Regions from separate parts of the Homo sapiens genome. Here region 1 is linked to region 2. The links are chromatin loops, found by intact Hi-C in ENCODE. Cell type or tissue: heart left ventricle. All regions are shown on one strand. Links, peaks and the distances in the headings refer to the core of each region. The heading gives the core; the rest is flanking DNA. Region 1 has its middle 25 kb from the start of LINC02771. Region 2 holds the start of GARIN4 (golgi associated RAB2 interactor family member 4).

Region 1 (7,133 bases), core at 2,611-5,110, 120 kb after region 2:
GATAAAGAAGAGATGCAGAGCATGGAGCCAGTTCTGTTGTATCTGAATTCAATCATTATGAGTTTTTTAGTTGGATTCTTGTGGATAAAATGTGTTATATGTCAAATCCTTGACACAGTGTCTTAGTCTGTTTTCTGCTGCTATAACAAAATACCACAGACTAGGTATTTTGTAAAGAAAAGAAATTTATGACTTTTGGTTCTGGAGACTGGGAAGTCCAAGAGAATGGCACTGCCATCTGGCAAGGGTCTTCCTCTTGTGTCATCCCATGGCAAATAGACAGAAGAGCAAGAGAACACGTGTGTAGAAGAGAGAGAAAGAGAGAGAGAAAGGGAGAGAGAGCATGCTTTTATAACAAAGCCACTCCTGAGATAACTAAATCATTCCCATAATAAGGGCATTAACTCATGTATGATGATGGAGCCCCCATGACCTAATCAGTTCTTAAAGGCCCCACCTCTAAATACTATTGCAATGGTAATTAAGTTTCAACATGAGTTTTGGCAGGGACATTCAAACCATAGCATGCAGTAAGTATGCAATGAAAGTGACTAATTAGTGGTAGTAAGACAAGCTGGGAAGCCCTAGCTGAGCTGAAGTGTGGGCACACTGAGAAACAATTCAAGGTTCCATTTGGAATCAGGTCAGGCTCAGACCCTGGCAGGGCCAAGCTGGCACTCTCAGTCCCAGAAGCCTGCAGGCCTGACACTCCAGCTGTTTCCAGTTGCTCTGTCCATTATTAGATCCTAGAGGTCCTAAGGAAAACCCTGACTTGGGCATTATCTCTGGGCAGGCAAAGAAGAAAGGTTTTTCAAATTCTCAAGGTGCTAGGGAGAAGTGAATAGAGATATCAGTTAGAGACCACTCTGCTCCTTTTTGTTAAAAACGCTCAGAACTATATTCATGGTTAATAACCCAAGCAGTTATTCCTCTTTTGGTTTCTGTCACAAGAGAAAACCTAAGCTTCTCTTTGTCCAGGGGGAAAGCAGTGTCAGGACGAAGCCGGCTCCTGCCTCTCCAGGCCTAGTGAAGCACATCCCTCGTCCTGCCAGCCTGGGGCCCTCTCCCCTCCACAGGAGGAGCAGGGCTGCCAGCCTCCTACTCCCCGCACTTCTCATTGTGACCAGCTGTGGATGCCAGCATACCAAGGGACACCTTAAGTTAGGAGCCTGCGTCCCAGGAGCATCCCAGAGAAAAACTAGGAGGGGACCCTAAAGGCCCCCTTTGTTATAGACAAACTGAAGCCCATGCTTCCCTGGCTGATTCTTCTCTCCCTCTTTGCTGGTTTCTTCTCACCTCCTCACCTCCTCTCTGAATGTGGATGTGCCCCAGAGTTAGTGCTTGGACACACCCACACGGCCCATCTCAGCGATCTCACCCAGGACTGTGGCTTTATGTAACATGTATAGGTACATGCAGATGACTTTCAAATGTGTATGTCCAGCACAGACCCTCTCCAGAACTCCAGACTCATTCATCCAACTGCCCACTCATGGCCTCCACGGGGAGGTCTAAGAGGTATCTCCCACCTCACAGGTCCAAAACAGAGTTCCTGGTCTTTCCTCCTCCCACAATCTTCTCTACTTGAATTCATGGCATTTCCATCATTGCTCAGGCCAAAAGCCTTAGAGTGACACCTGGCCTCTGTTACTCTCATCCCCACACCCAATCTATCAGCAAAACCTTCAGGCTGCATACAGATTCTGACCACTTCTCCCCATCTCCCCCACCACCCCTGCCTAGTCTGCAATACTCTCCTTACAGGTCTCTCGGCCTCCACATTTGTGCTTCTGCAGTCGGCTGTGAACTAACTCAGCAGCCAGACCACCCTGGGAAGGCAAAAGTCAGCAGAGGTCCCTCCTTAGCTCAAAGCCCTCCAATGGTGTCCCCTTCCATTTGGAGTAAGAGCCAATGTCATCACAACAGCCCATGTTCCCTCTCGCTTTCAGCATCTAGCACTGTCTCCCTGCTCACTCTGCTCCAGCCACAGTGGCCTCAAATTCACTAGGCAACGCTCCTCCCTTGGGGCCCTTGGCATTGGTGTCTTCTCTGTTTGGGACCCTTCCTCCCGGTGTCTGTGTGGTTATCTCCCTGCACTACTGGGCATTTCACGTCTTTAGTCAAATACCACGTTTTGGCCAGGTGCAGTGGCTCACACCTGTAATCCCAGCACTTTGGGAGGCTAAGGTGGACAAATCACTTGAGATCAGAAGTTCGAGACCAACCTGGCCAACACAGCAAAAACCCCGTCTCTACTAAAAATACAAAATTTAGCCAGGTGTGATGGCGTGTGCCTGTAGTCCCAGCTACTTGGGAGGCTGAGGCAGGGAAATCACTCGGACCCGGGAGGCACAGGTTTCAGTGAGCTGAGATCACACCACTGCACTCCAGCCTGGGAGACAGAGCAACACTCCGTCTCAAAAAAAAAAAAAAAAAAAAAAAAAAAAAAAAAACCACACCTTTTGGTGGGGTCTTCTCTAACCTCCTTAATTAAAACTACACCCTTCTTCTATACCCTCCTTTTGATTTTTCTCCATGACATTTATCACAATCAAACATACTAAATGCTTACTATATTTTGTTTATTATTTGTCTCTTCTGACTTGAATGTAAGTTATAAGTTATCTGAGAGTAGAGATTATTGTCTCACACATAGCAAGTGCTCAGTAAATATTTGTCAAGTGAATGAATGAACAGAAATCAATGGCTCTGGTGTATCTGTATTGACTTTTCCCGTGAGTACAATTGCACTTAGCACATCAAGCTGGGTGCCAATGAATAGAAGGACAAAAGAAACACCTTACACCATCATGTTCAGTTGTTCCTTCGGTTGAGGGATGCTGAGGCCCAGCAAGAGGGAGGATATCCCAAAGCATCACAGCACGTTGCCTTTAGAGCTGGGACTGAGACCTAATCCCCAAGTTTCCCAGACAGGGCCTGTCCTCTGGTCCCCCTCCCGCCCACGACCACAGAAAGGTCACTGCTTTCTGGCAACAATTTTCAGTCTCCTGAGCTATAAATTTAGAATAAGGAACCTACAGAAAATAAGTAAATTAGGTATGAGGAGGCGGTATTTTTAGCTTTGCTGGTTTCCAAGTGCATGCATCTATACAAAGCTCGGTAAGTATGGCTATATATAGGCATACTTATCAGAAAGCCAGTTGAGTGAGTGGTGGGTCAGCTTTTCTGGGGGTGGCTGAGTGAGCCTGTTGCAACACAGATGGTTTTGAGCCAGAGTGGCTAATTCCAAGGAACTGGCGCTGCTTGAGTCATCTGGAAGCTCCACACCTCGCTTCAGGAGTTCAGAAAGAGTGGGAGGAGTTAGATCCTCTTTTTCCTTCTCAATCAGCCAGAAGCACCAATGAAACCCCAAGGTCCACCCAGCTAGTAACTGAAAAAAGCTTTTATGGTCAAAATCTCCCTAGTGCTCAATTGTTCTCTCCTTGGGGGCAGATGGGGATTCTGAAGCGGGGGCCTGAGCAGAAACCTGGAGCTTCTGCATCCCTGATGGACCCGACAAGCCTCTCTGGGCTTTGGTTCTTTTGGCTACCAGGACATTTCTCAGATTTCAGACCAAGCCTGGGTGAGCATGGAGCACTACCTTCAGCCAGGCACTCTGTCCGCATATGTAAACTCGTTTTGTACAACTCGACTACGGAGATACTTTTATTACTTTTATTATTGTCCCCATTTTACAGTTGGAGAAAGCAAAGCAAGGAGTAGATAAGTAACATGCCCACATCTCACAGCACAAGCGCAGACCCAAGCAGTCTAGCTCCACAGCGGCTGCCTGGAACTATCAGCTTATGCTAATAGTTCCCCCTGACTGCAGGGCACGCAACCTGAGTCAAAGTCCAAACTATATGCAGCCTTCATTCCTTCAGCAAGTATTTACTGAGCATTTACTATATGTAGGGCATTTCTGAAGCTCTGAAGTTCATGGCTGGATCCAGGGTTGGATGCTGCAAACCTTTGGCTGGACACTGAGCTAAGTAATGCATGTGGAACAATCCCATTGGCTGCTTGTGGAAACTGAGTGAGGGCAGGGCTAGTTCCTCTCATTTGGGGCAGCCTGAGAGAGGTATCCTGACCCATGCAGTAGAAATAGAGGCTAGATCCCCCTGTGCAGAGCAAAAGCACCAAGCACTGAGGTTGGAGGAGACTTCTGTCCTCATGTAGCTTATGTTGGATATAGTGTGGGGACACAGGAAATGAACACAAACAAGTAAACAATATACTTCAAAATGGTTATAAAGGCTGTAAATTAAATGTAACATGGAAATGAGACTGTTATGGGTTGAACTATGTTTCCACAAAAAAACTAGGGGTTCTGCATGAATCCCTAGTACACTTATTTGGAGATAGGTTTTGTTGTTGTTGTTGTTGTTGTTGTTGTTGTTGAGACAAAGTCTCGCTCTGTCGCCCAGGCTGGAGTGCAGTGGCATGAAAAGATAGGGTTTTTACAGAGGTAATCTAATTAAAATGAAGTCAGTAGGGTGGGCCCTAATCCAATATGACTGGTGTCCTTATAAAACAGAAATTTGGAGACAGACATGTACACAAGAAGAATGCATGTGAAGATAAAGGTGGAGACTGAAGCGATGTTTCTACAAGCCAAGGAACACCAGAGATCGCCAGCAAACCATCAGGAGCCAGGAGAGAGGGCTGGGGCAGATTCTCCCCCACAGCTCCCAGAGGGAACCAACCCTGACCTTGGACTTGTAGTCTCCAGAATTGTGACACAGTTCAGTTCTGTTGCTTTTAAGTAACTCAGTTAGTGGCACTTTGTTACAGCAGCCACTGCAAACTAATATAGGGACAAAGAGTGTTAGGGGAAGAGCAGGATTTTGGCTACCAGATCGGGTAAGGTCTATCTGAGGAGGTGACACTGGGGCTGAGACCTGAATATTGGGAAGGAGATGGTTGTGGGAAAAGCCGGGGAAAATCCACATCCTAGAGATGGAAACAAACCTGCCATATCTGCAGCAAAGCTGAAAGGTGTGTGTCTGGAGCCAGGTGAGGGAGGGTGGACAGGTTCAAGCTGAGGGCAGAAGGAAGGCAGGGCCCCAGAGCAGGTAGGGACTTTCATAGTACATGCTGGGAAACCAATGCGGGGAATGGTTTTAGGCAAAGAGTGATGTGAGACCCTACTTTCCCCTTGAAAAGATCCCTCTGGCTGCCCCAAGTGGACTTGAAGGTGAGGCAGGGGAAAGTCGGCTAGGAAGGTGAGGCTCAGGTTCAGCTGCAAAGTGATGGAGGCTCAGATGAGGGGTCTGGCGGAGGAGCAGGGAAGTGATCTGGTTGGTGATAAACTCTGGAGGCAGAACTCCAACAGGACTTGCTGGTGGACCCACCGTGGGATGAGACAAAAAGAGAGTCAACTGTGACCCTTACGATTTTGTCTGAGCAACAGAGTGGACAGCGCTGCTTTTTACTGTGGGATAATGAAGGGGTAGAGTGGAGAGTTGTTCTGAAGAGGGACAGCCAGCCTCCATCCAAACGTGACTTCTAAAATGAGGCCAAACTGAAGATTGAAGAAACAGAGTCCCTGTCCTGGAACTCAAAGCCTGAGGGACACAGATGTGTAAACAATAGCAATGCAACGTGTGAAGTAGCTGGTGACACAGCTGTGGGAGTGATTCTGGGGAAGTTGGACAGAAGAGGTTTTTGTTTTGTTTTGTCAAAAACCATTTCTAAGTTACATAAGTGCTGCAAAAATAGTACAAAAAATTCCCGATACCCTTCACCCACTTTCCCCAAATGTTAACATCTTACATGTTTACAGTGCATCATCAAAACCAGGAAATTGACATAACTACAAACCTGATTCAAATTTTGTCAATTGCCCCACAAATGTCCTTATCTGACCAGGAGCCGATCCAGGATCACATAGAGCATTTGTTGCCAAGCTTCCTTGTTTCCTCTAGTCTGGGATAGTTCCTCAGCTTACACTTACACTTTCATGACCTTCAAACATTTGAAGAATACTAGACACTTATTTTGTAGGATGTCCTTCAATTTGGGTTTAGCTGGTATTTCCTCAGGTTGTGAATTATTTATTTATTATTTATGTTTTTCTTTACTTATTTATTTACTTATTTATTTTGAGACAGGGTCTCACTCTGTCACCCCGGCTGCAGTGCAGTGGCACGATCTTGGCTCACTGCAACGTCCGCCTCCCAGGTTCAGGTGATCCTCCCACTTCAGCCTCCTGAGCAGCTGGGACTACAGGCACACTCCACAGCACGCTACGGCTAATTTTTAAATTATTTATAGAGACAAGGTCTCCCTATGTTGCCCAGGCTGATCTCAAACTTCTGGACTCAAACGATCCTCCTGCCTCAGCCTCCCAAAGTGCTGATATTACAGGCATGAGCCACCACGCTCAGCCAAATTTTTTAAGAGCACCACATAAGTTTATGTTGTGCCTTTCTTGGTACATTATATCAGATGGTACATGAGGTTGATATGTTCTATTATTTATTATGTTAACTCTGATCACCTGGTTAAGGTGGAGTCTGCCACATTTTTCCTACTATAAAGTGACTACTTTTCTCTTTGCAATTACTAACCATCTTATGGGAAGGCGCTTTGAGATAATGTAAGCATCTTGTTTCTCTACATTTTCGCTCATGAGTGTTTGTTTCCATTGATGATTCTTGCTTAACACAACTATAATGGTAAGTGTTTGCCAAGTGTTTTCTATTTCCATCATGCCTTCTAATTCCTACTAATTATAATGCTGCTTTAAGGAAGAACTCTCCCTTCTTGCCTGTTTATTTGCTTATTCGAATATTTACCTCTATTGGTATAGACTCATTACTTCTTGTTTTATCCTTAAATGCTGTAAGTTATAATCTATTGTGATCATTATTTATTTTGTGGCTCCAACTATCTCATTTTCGGCCATCAGCAGCCCCTTCAAGTTAGCTCGTGGGTTCAAGAGGAAAGTTTTGAGCAGGGTCATGAACAAGGCATGGGGGCTTGATAGAGAAGAGGGAGAGGAAAGGCTTCCAGGCCTGAGGGAGCCTTGAGGACATAGCTAGCACCCTCTGAGGATGTTGGCTGTCCTCTGAGCTGGCTGGTCCTCACTATGAGGGCCAGGAGGATGCAGCCACACACCTTGCTCAGAT
Region 2 (7,133 bases), core at 1,960-4,459:
CACACACCTCAGAGACCATGTGGAGGCTTTGGATGCTGACCTGGTCCTGATCCCCCTTTCCTTGAAGGTTCACGGCTCCCAGGCTCCTCCTGTCTTCCTGAAACACAGGCATCCACATCATGTCTTCAGCTGGAATGCCACAGGTACTGCTGTTACTCTCCATGGGTGGCCGCAAGAGGTAAATTAGTTTTTCCCAATAGGCAAAGAGGTCATCCCGTGTGTCAAGAGCGGGACACAATTGCAGATAGCAAGATCTGCCAGTGGCGAACTTCAGGCGCAGCTGTTGTTTCTCATGGTCTTGAACAGAGATCCGTACAAACCTCAGGGGCAGAAGCCTGGTGAGCTCTAAGTTCTTTGCTGCCTTGCGTTTTTTTCTCTTGGTGGCCTGGCCATGTCCAGCATACTCTTCGCAGCCGGTGGCCGGTCGTGCCAGTAGCATGACATCTGGGAGTGGGAGGATGGGGCTGGTACGTGCAATGCCCATGGTCACCATACGGACACGGTTGTGCACATCAATCACTTCTCCCCTTTTGGTGATCTGGATAAAGTCGCTCTCAAATATCGGTGCATACTTGAATATATCGTACTCCCCCTTGTACAGTTGTCGCTGCAGTTTCCCCATGGTGGTGTTGAACATGCTCATGCTGGAGCCACTCTGGGCCGTATAATACGGCAGCAGAAAATCAGCATTCATGGTTGTCTTTCAGCACAACGGCAGCACTGGTGAGGCAGGTCTCTGGGTCTTCCTTGGCCTCGGTGGCAGATGAGGGACCAGTGGTGCTCCTGGGTCACAAAGATGTCTCTGCAGCTGGTCTCTCAATCCCACCCCACCCCACAGGCCCCCACTGTTGCCTCAGAGCCTCCCAGAGGCCGGGGTGGGGGTGGGAGCACGGATGATTGCTGTGGGGGGTGCTGTAGGGTGCCTGGACTCCAGACTCTTCCAAGACGTAGAGATGCAGGGTGGGCTCCAGAGAGGTTTTCTTCTGGACCTAACCCCCTGACCTCCACCTCTGATTTTTTTAATTACAGTTTGTAGTCTCTCTCCCTGAGAGAGACTACAAACTGTAGTCCTAGTGACAGGAAGTGACGACCCTCTCTGCCTAAACCCCCTGTGCAGCCATATTTATCTTCTGCTTCCCTTTGTGACCTGTTGCTGTCACATACCCCTTTGTTCTCATCCCCCAGGCCAGGGCCACAATGCCCTCACTAATACTCCATTGCCCCCATAGAGGACAGCCCCACCGTGCCAGGTACTCAAGTGGGTGCCAAAATAAAAATTTTTCAAATGAGAAAATGTGTGGTTGCTTCCCCTTCCTCACCCCAAATTCAAAAGATTCAGCAACTAGGCAGAGTCTACAGGAACGCAAGATGATGGGATAAATTTGAACCATTTGAGTACACGGTTTAAATTTTTTTTTAACCTAGAATTCGCAGTCTTGGTTCTTAGCCCACTCTTCCATAAAATCTCAGTTCATGCTGACAATGGAAATCTTTAGTAATAACCTCAACCTTTAATAATAACATGAGAGATTGCTTCTTCTAGGCGCCATACTATGTATCAAACTCCATTCCAGTTTGATACTATTGCAACGCTTCTCATCTTACAGGTAAAAAAAACCTGAAGTTGTGAAACATACCTGCATTTGTAGAACTCGTAGGCAGTGGAGGTATTATTTGAATACAGGTCTTGCTGCTTTTAAAATCTTCCTTCTGAACCACTACAGAACTTACAAAAAAAGCTTGGGCAAGCCAAATAAGTTGCATAATTAATTCTGTGTGTGTGTGTGTGTGTGTGTGTGTGTATGCATGCATGTTATGGAGAATCCAGGACAACCACTTCAGAAAGGGGCTGGGCTGAGTGGGGGATTAAATTATCCAAGGGGCCACCTCTATTTCTCCTCCATCATGTTTATACCAACATCCTGTGTCAGGGAGCCCAAATATTTTCTCAAGGCCCCCAGTGTTTGCCCCGTGCCTCTTCTTACCCCCTACCCTGTGAAATGCCGGGAGAAGAGGGTAGGATGGAAAGTGTGAGCTTACATTCCAGGAGCCTATCAAAGGCCCTCCTCTACTAACCTCTCTACTATGCAGAAGTACTTTGGAAGCCATTTACATCCATGGGGAACAGGTGCTACTATACCTCCTGCCTTGCCATGCCCACAGAGCGAGCCCAGGAATAAGTAATTTCCAAGCTGTTACCTGGAAGTCCTGAAAAGGAGCACCTGCTTCCAACTCTCTTTTCTCCCAGCTTGACATCAGGCCTGAAATCCTACCTTAGAGATTCAGTTCTTGAAGATAAAGGCTAGCTGTTTCTTAACATACACACACCTGTCTATCAACTGATGAATGGATAAACAAAAAGTATAGTATCCATACAACAGAATACTATTCAGCCATAAAGAGAAATAAGGTACTATTACATAATACGCTAGGCTGACACTTGAAAACATTATGCTAAGTGAAAGAAGCCAGCCGTATTGTGCGAAAGGCCACATATTGTATGATGCTATTTACATAAAATATCCAGCGCAGGCAAGTCCATAGAAACAGAAGACAGATTAGTGGTTGCCAGAGACTGGAAGGAAGGGGAATGAAGAGTGACTCCTTAATGGGTACAGGATTTCCTTTGGGGACAGTGAAAAAGTTCTGGAACTAGATAGTAATGGTTACACTGCATTGTGAATGTACTTAATGGCACTGAATTGTACACTTCAAAATAGTTACAATGGCAAATTTTTTGTATATCTTACCACGCACACACACACAAATGTATATACTCTTGTTTGAAATCATTGCTGTTGAAAACAAGCATAGGCTTCAGCTTTGGAAAGATCCACTGTGAGACCTCGAGCAAGTTACTGAGCTCTCCACTCCCTCATCTGTAAAATGGGGGTAGCAGTTGTTGTGAGGATTAAATGGGATAATACATGTGAAGTGTTTAGTGTATTGTCCTACGCAATAAATGTTAGCTTCTGTTAGCATTAGTCCTCAACAGTCCTTTTAACCTCAGTGTAAATTCCTCCCTGAAAGCAGTGTTTGATGAGACTGTGTTAAAATCTTCTGGAGTTAGAGCCACCATGAGAACACAGGATGCTCAGTGGGCAAATGGGACCTCCTTTCAGGCAGATTCTAATTGGAAACGCTGTTCACGCCACAAAGAAACAGTACATGAACCCAACCAGAGGTTACGGGACAGGGAAGAGAGGAGAAAGCTTGATATGGGTTGGAGTGTTGAGGGTTTATTCAAAGCCCATGGGGAGAAATTAGGATACAGATGGAAAATAGTATTTTAGTTAACAGAAAGTGGAAAGATTCCATTCCAGAACTCCTGTCCTGGGCCAGAACCCTTTAAAAGCTCTTGACTCTGAAACAGGTGTCAGGCCAGCTCTCAGGGAAAGCCAAAGGGGCAGGTGGAAGGCAAGAGAGAGGAGGGAGGGTGGCTTTCCACACCCTGGCAGTGTGACATCACCACTACCAACAGGAGACAGCTCAGTGCAGACACTGCCAAACCGGGTGCTTGATATTGGTGGTGGCCCCATCTAAGTTTATTCTCTCAGATCCCCCCACCTTCCCTTTCCTCTAAATGTGAAACAAAAGAAACTAAATGCCTTGATGGTAAATGCATAGTCATCATCCTTTTTAAAATTAAAGTATCAAAACATAAACTTGGCTACATAAAACAATTTTTAATGCATTTGTGATAGACCTTCATTTACACTTACCATACACATCAAGTTTTCTTGCCATAGCCACCATCCGCCCCCAACTTCCTTCCTCTCTAATCCATTGTTGTTCCTGGCAGCTTACAAATTGTCTTGCGTTTCATAATGGCTGGTGGCTGGTGCCTCTACCCATAACTAGAAGGTAAATGCAAGGGATGTTTTCCCCTCCACCAAGAAAAGGAACATAAATTATCCCCTGAAAGAAGTGCTGAATGGTATTAACATCAGATGGCTCTTGATGGATTAGGAAAGACCCCTGATGTGCAATTCAGAGAGTAAAATGAAGACACCTGTGTCTTAAGTGATCATTTAAAGGAAACATACATGAGGTCAAAGAAGTAGGCACAGAATTCATGTGTACGAATCTGACATTTAACGAAGACATTCTTCTCTGAAGAATGGCACCAGCGGCGAGTGGCCAGTTTTTATGTCTAGCCTGTGAATGTTATAGAGAAGCACAAAAAGCAAGGGGGCCTGGCTCTCTTGCAGGCCAAAGGAATCATACGCCCTGGAAATTCCAGGAAATTCAGTGGAATGTCTTTCTTTGAATTATCACACCCATGCTGTCTAAAATGGTTCTTTCTTCCTCCGGTACCCCTTCCCATTCTTTTCTGATATGTATTTGCAACAATGAGACACACGTTTAGACATGAAACAGATGTAACTCAAGTGAGTAACTCTCTGAGACGAGTTCTGTGGCAGAATGTTAGGGGTCAAAGGTTCAAGCTGAACAACAGGTGTATGTTTTAGGTGTTTGTACATTCAGAGAAAATAATTAAGGTATCTAGCAATTCAGTTGTACATCAAAATTCTAAACACCAAACTGTTGATCTAAAGGATATATTTGGTGCCATGTTTCAGGGTTTGTCAATGAAAAATTGAGCATCAGGTGCCCAAGACTGAGGAACAGGACTGAAAGCCAACTATCCCATCTAGTGATGCCCCAAAGAGCAAAGGATGACATCTGGAGAAGTTTAAAGCTAGGCACCCCCCATAATGGGGAGGGAAAGGCAGGGAATCGCTAGGTCTCAGCAACCGACAGATTTAAATGAACAGAAACCAGCACAACACATGTTTACCATGTCTTGGTTCCAATATTTATTATTCTGACAGGTTAGGAATACTAGGATAAATAAGTAATATTTTCTCTTACAGAAAATTGTAATGATACCATTGAGTACAATTAAACACTCTGAGAATTTCACAGAAACATCAGAATTTTAATAGACAGTAGCCAGCGTCCTTGTGGCCAGTGTGAGTGACTTCTCACAGCTGCAAACACCCTGGGCCAGATTTCTTAAAACAGCTACATGACAAAAACAATGCTATTGACATCCAATAATGCTAAAGCCTGGGTACCACCCAGGCTCCACTGACTGTGGTTTCCAAACATCTCTCCACTGACTGTGGTTTTCAACCACAAGGAAAGGAAAATGGAATATTCTTTGGCTCTTCCAGCCTAGACACAACTCCTGACCTAAGACATTGAGTGGAGAGTCCTAACCCTTTGGAAGTTGAACTTTCTGCTTTCTTCCTGTGACTTTGGAACTGAGTTTGCAACAGAGGACCTGCCATCATACTGCCCATGGATTTTGTGTTAACGCTGGGAGAATTCTGTCCTCCTCTTGCTGACAAGCTCTTCTGGCCACCTGAATATCTTGAGATACTGCACGTGGTGACAGCCCCGCCCCCCAAAACTCTTAGAAACCAGATCTGAGAAAAAGCATATAAAAGTCACATCAGTGTTGTGTGACACAAACATCGGAAGAGTACATTGCCTAGTTTTCTTGCACACACAATTTCTGGACATAACAGCATATTTGCTAGAAAGCACAACCCTGGCCGTTGCACAACTTCACTAAATGCTGTTCTCACTCCACATCCCCTACGAGTGACAATGGTAGCCACGGTGAAGGAGATGGCCCCATCCCTCCCACCCGAGGTACAGACACTGCTGCCTGAATCCTAACGGTGGGCATCCTGGTTTTTTGTAGAATCCAGATGAAAGGCGGGCAGGACACCAGCTGGGGGCCATCTGGAACATAAGAATGGCCAGTGTGTTAAGGCCTAAATCCTGGAGTTGAGGCAAAGATGCACTTGCCCTGGTCCAAGACCCACTCTGGGGCAGAATGGGAAGGGCCTGCTGAATCACTGCAGGCCCTCCCGCCTTGATGGTTCTCTGCTGCTGGGATTCTAGAGGTACACAGGAAGACAGCTCTCCAATGGCTTCAGGGTTTTGGGTATAAAATGAGGATTCAATGAGGACTCCCCAGTCGCCCCCATACCACGACTGCTTAGCTCTGCAATGTTCCTTCTTTTATCTGTTGGATAAAGAGGTTTCTCTCATCTTCTGGAGTCCTCCCATTCTGAGCCCGGACAATACACGTGGGCCGATGAAGGTTGAGCATGTATATCAAATGCTGCTTCTCGTTCTTGAGCTCCTCAATCTGAGCCTTCAGTTCAGCATTCACACTTTCCAGCTTCTCCGACTCCTGGGGGACAAGCAACAGAGGCATCAAGAAAGGAGCCAAGGGCCAGTGAGGAGGGGGTGGCCTGGGCTGCTGCCTGGATGCAGGGGTGTACCTGGGACACACCGGGGCTCATCAAGCTGCGAGAGGAAGATGGGAGATGGGAGAGCAGCACTGGGTTTAGGAAAATGCAGACCCTCTTCTTCAGAGAAACCCTGGTGATGCCACAGAGGCGGCCTGTGGCTCTGCTAATACTGAAGCTGCAGTTCAGATACCTCATTTGCATGAGTCAACAGCCCATATGCAGGTCTTCTGGACCCAAAAGGGCCTTGGGAGCTGGGGAGAAATCCAGACTTATGGTGGCTTAGTCGATTCTGAGTCACAGATCTCAATGAGAAGCTCATCTCCCCAGAAAAAATGTATATAGCAACACACAAAATTCCCTAATTTTCACTGATCCCCTGAAGCAATCAACAGAACTTTTGGGGATCTGTGGGACTTGGGCTAAGACTCTGTCATGGCCTGTCCACATTTGGAGGAGGGACACAGCCACTGGAAAGACTGCTGAGCACCACCGGCCACCCTGCTTGCCCACAAAAGCTATTTCCCCTAGTGTCTCTCAGGCGGGCCGGCTGAACGCAGCCAGGGGCTCAGCTTACTGGCTAAGCCAGGGAGAAGGGCTCTAGAGTTAGGAACCAGACAAGAATGCAAAGCAAGTGTAACCACTGCTTGTGGATTAAGGAAATAACTTGTTTGAAGAGATTAATTAAAGGCTTTTCATAGTGAGCCAAATGAGAGCTGGCAGCTTCCTTTTCTCAGGAAAACAGTCAAGTGAAGCCTCTTTAACTGGGCTGGCATGTCCTGCAGCCTGGAAGCTGATGGACATGTATGAACCGGCCGAGGCTGCTGGGAGTCAGGCATCAGACGAATTCACACACCTGTT

The links. Peaks named below come from ENCODE experiments on the same cell type or tissue, not always from the same donor. Only the 100,000 strongest peaks of a DNase experiment are listed, where the experiment ranks them.
Region 1: a loop joins it to region 2, with 2.4 times the contacts of the local background. A loop is called at or near these places in 11 of 110 quality-filtered maps.

Annotation. Positions count from the first base shown.
Region 1 is chr1:212,494,502-212,501,634 of GRCh38, reverse strand. No RefSeq gene overlaps it. Among named protein-coding and RNA genes, the nearest start is that of LINC02771, 25 kb to the right of the region's middle. In heart left ventricle, for the core only: no CTCF peak of the experiment used is centred there; no DNase peak of the experiment used is centred there.
Region 2 is chr1:212,618,439-212,625,571 of GRCh38, reverse strand. It overlaps ATF3 (activating transcription factor 3), which reads right to left. Exons shown (of 4, transcript NM_001674.4): 4 at 4,797-6,214. The coding sequence ends at 6,017. GARIN4 (golgi associated RAB2 interactor family member 4) reads right to left here and starts at 1,098. Exons shown (of 1, transcript NM_153606.4): 1 at 1-1,098. The coding sequence starts at 694. RefSeq lists a silencer at 3,651-3,945. In heart left ventricle, for the core only: no CTCF peak of the experiment used is centred there; no DNase peak of the experiment used is centred there.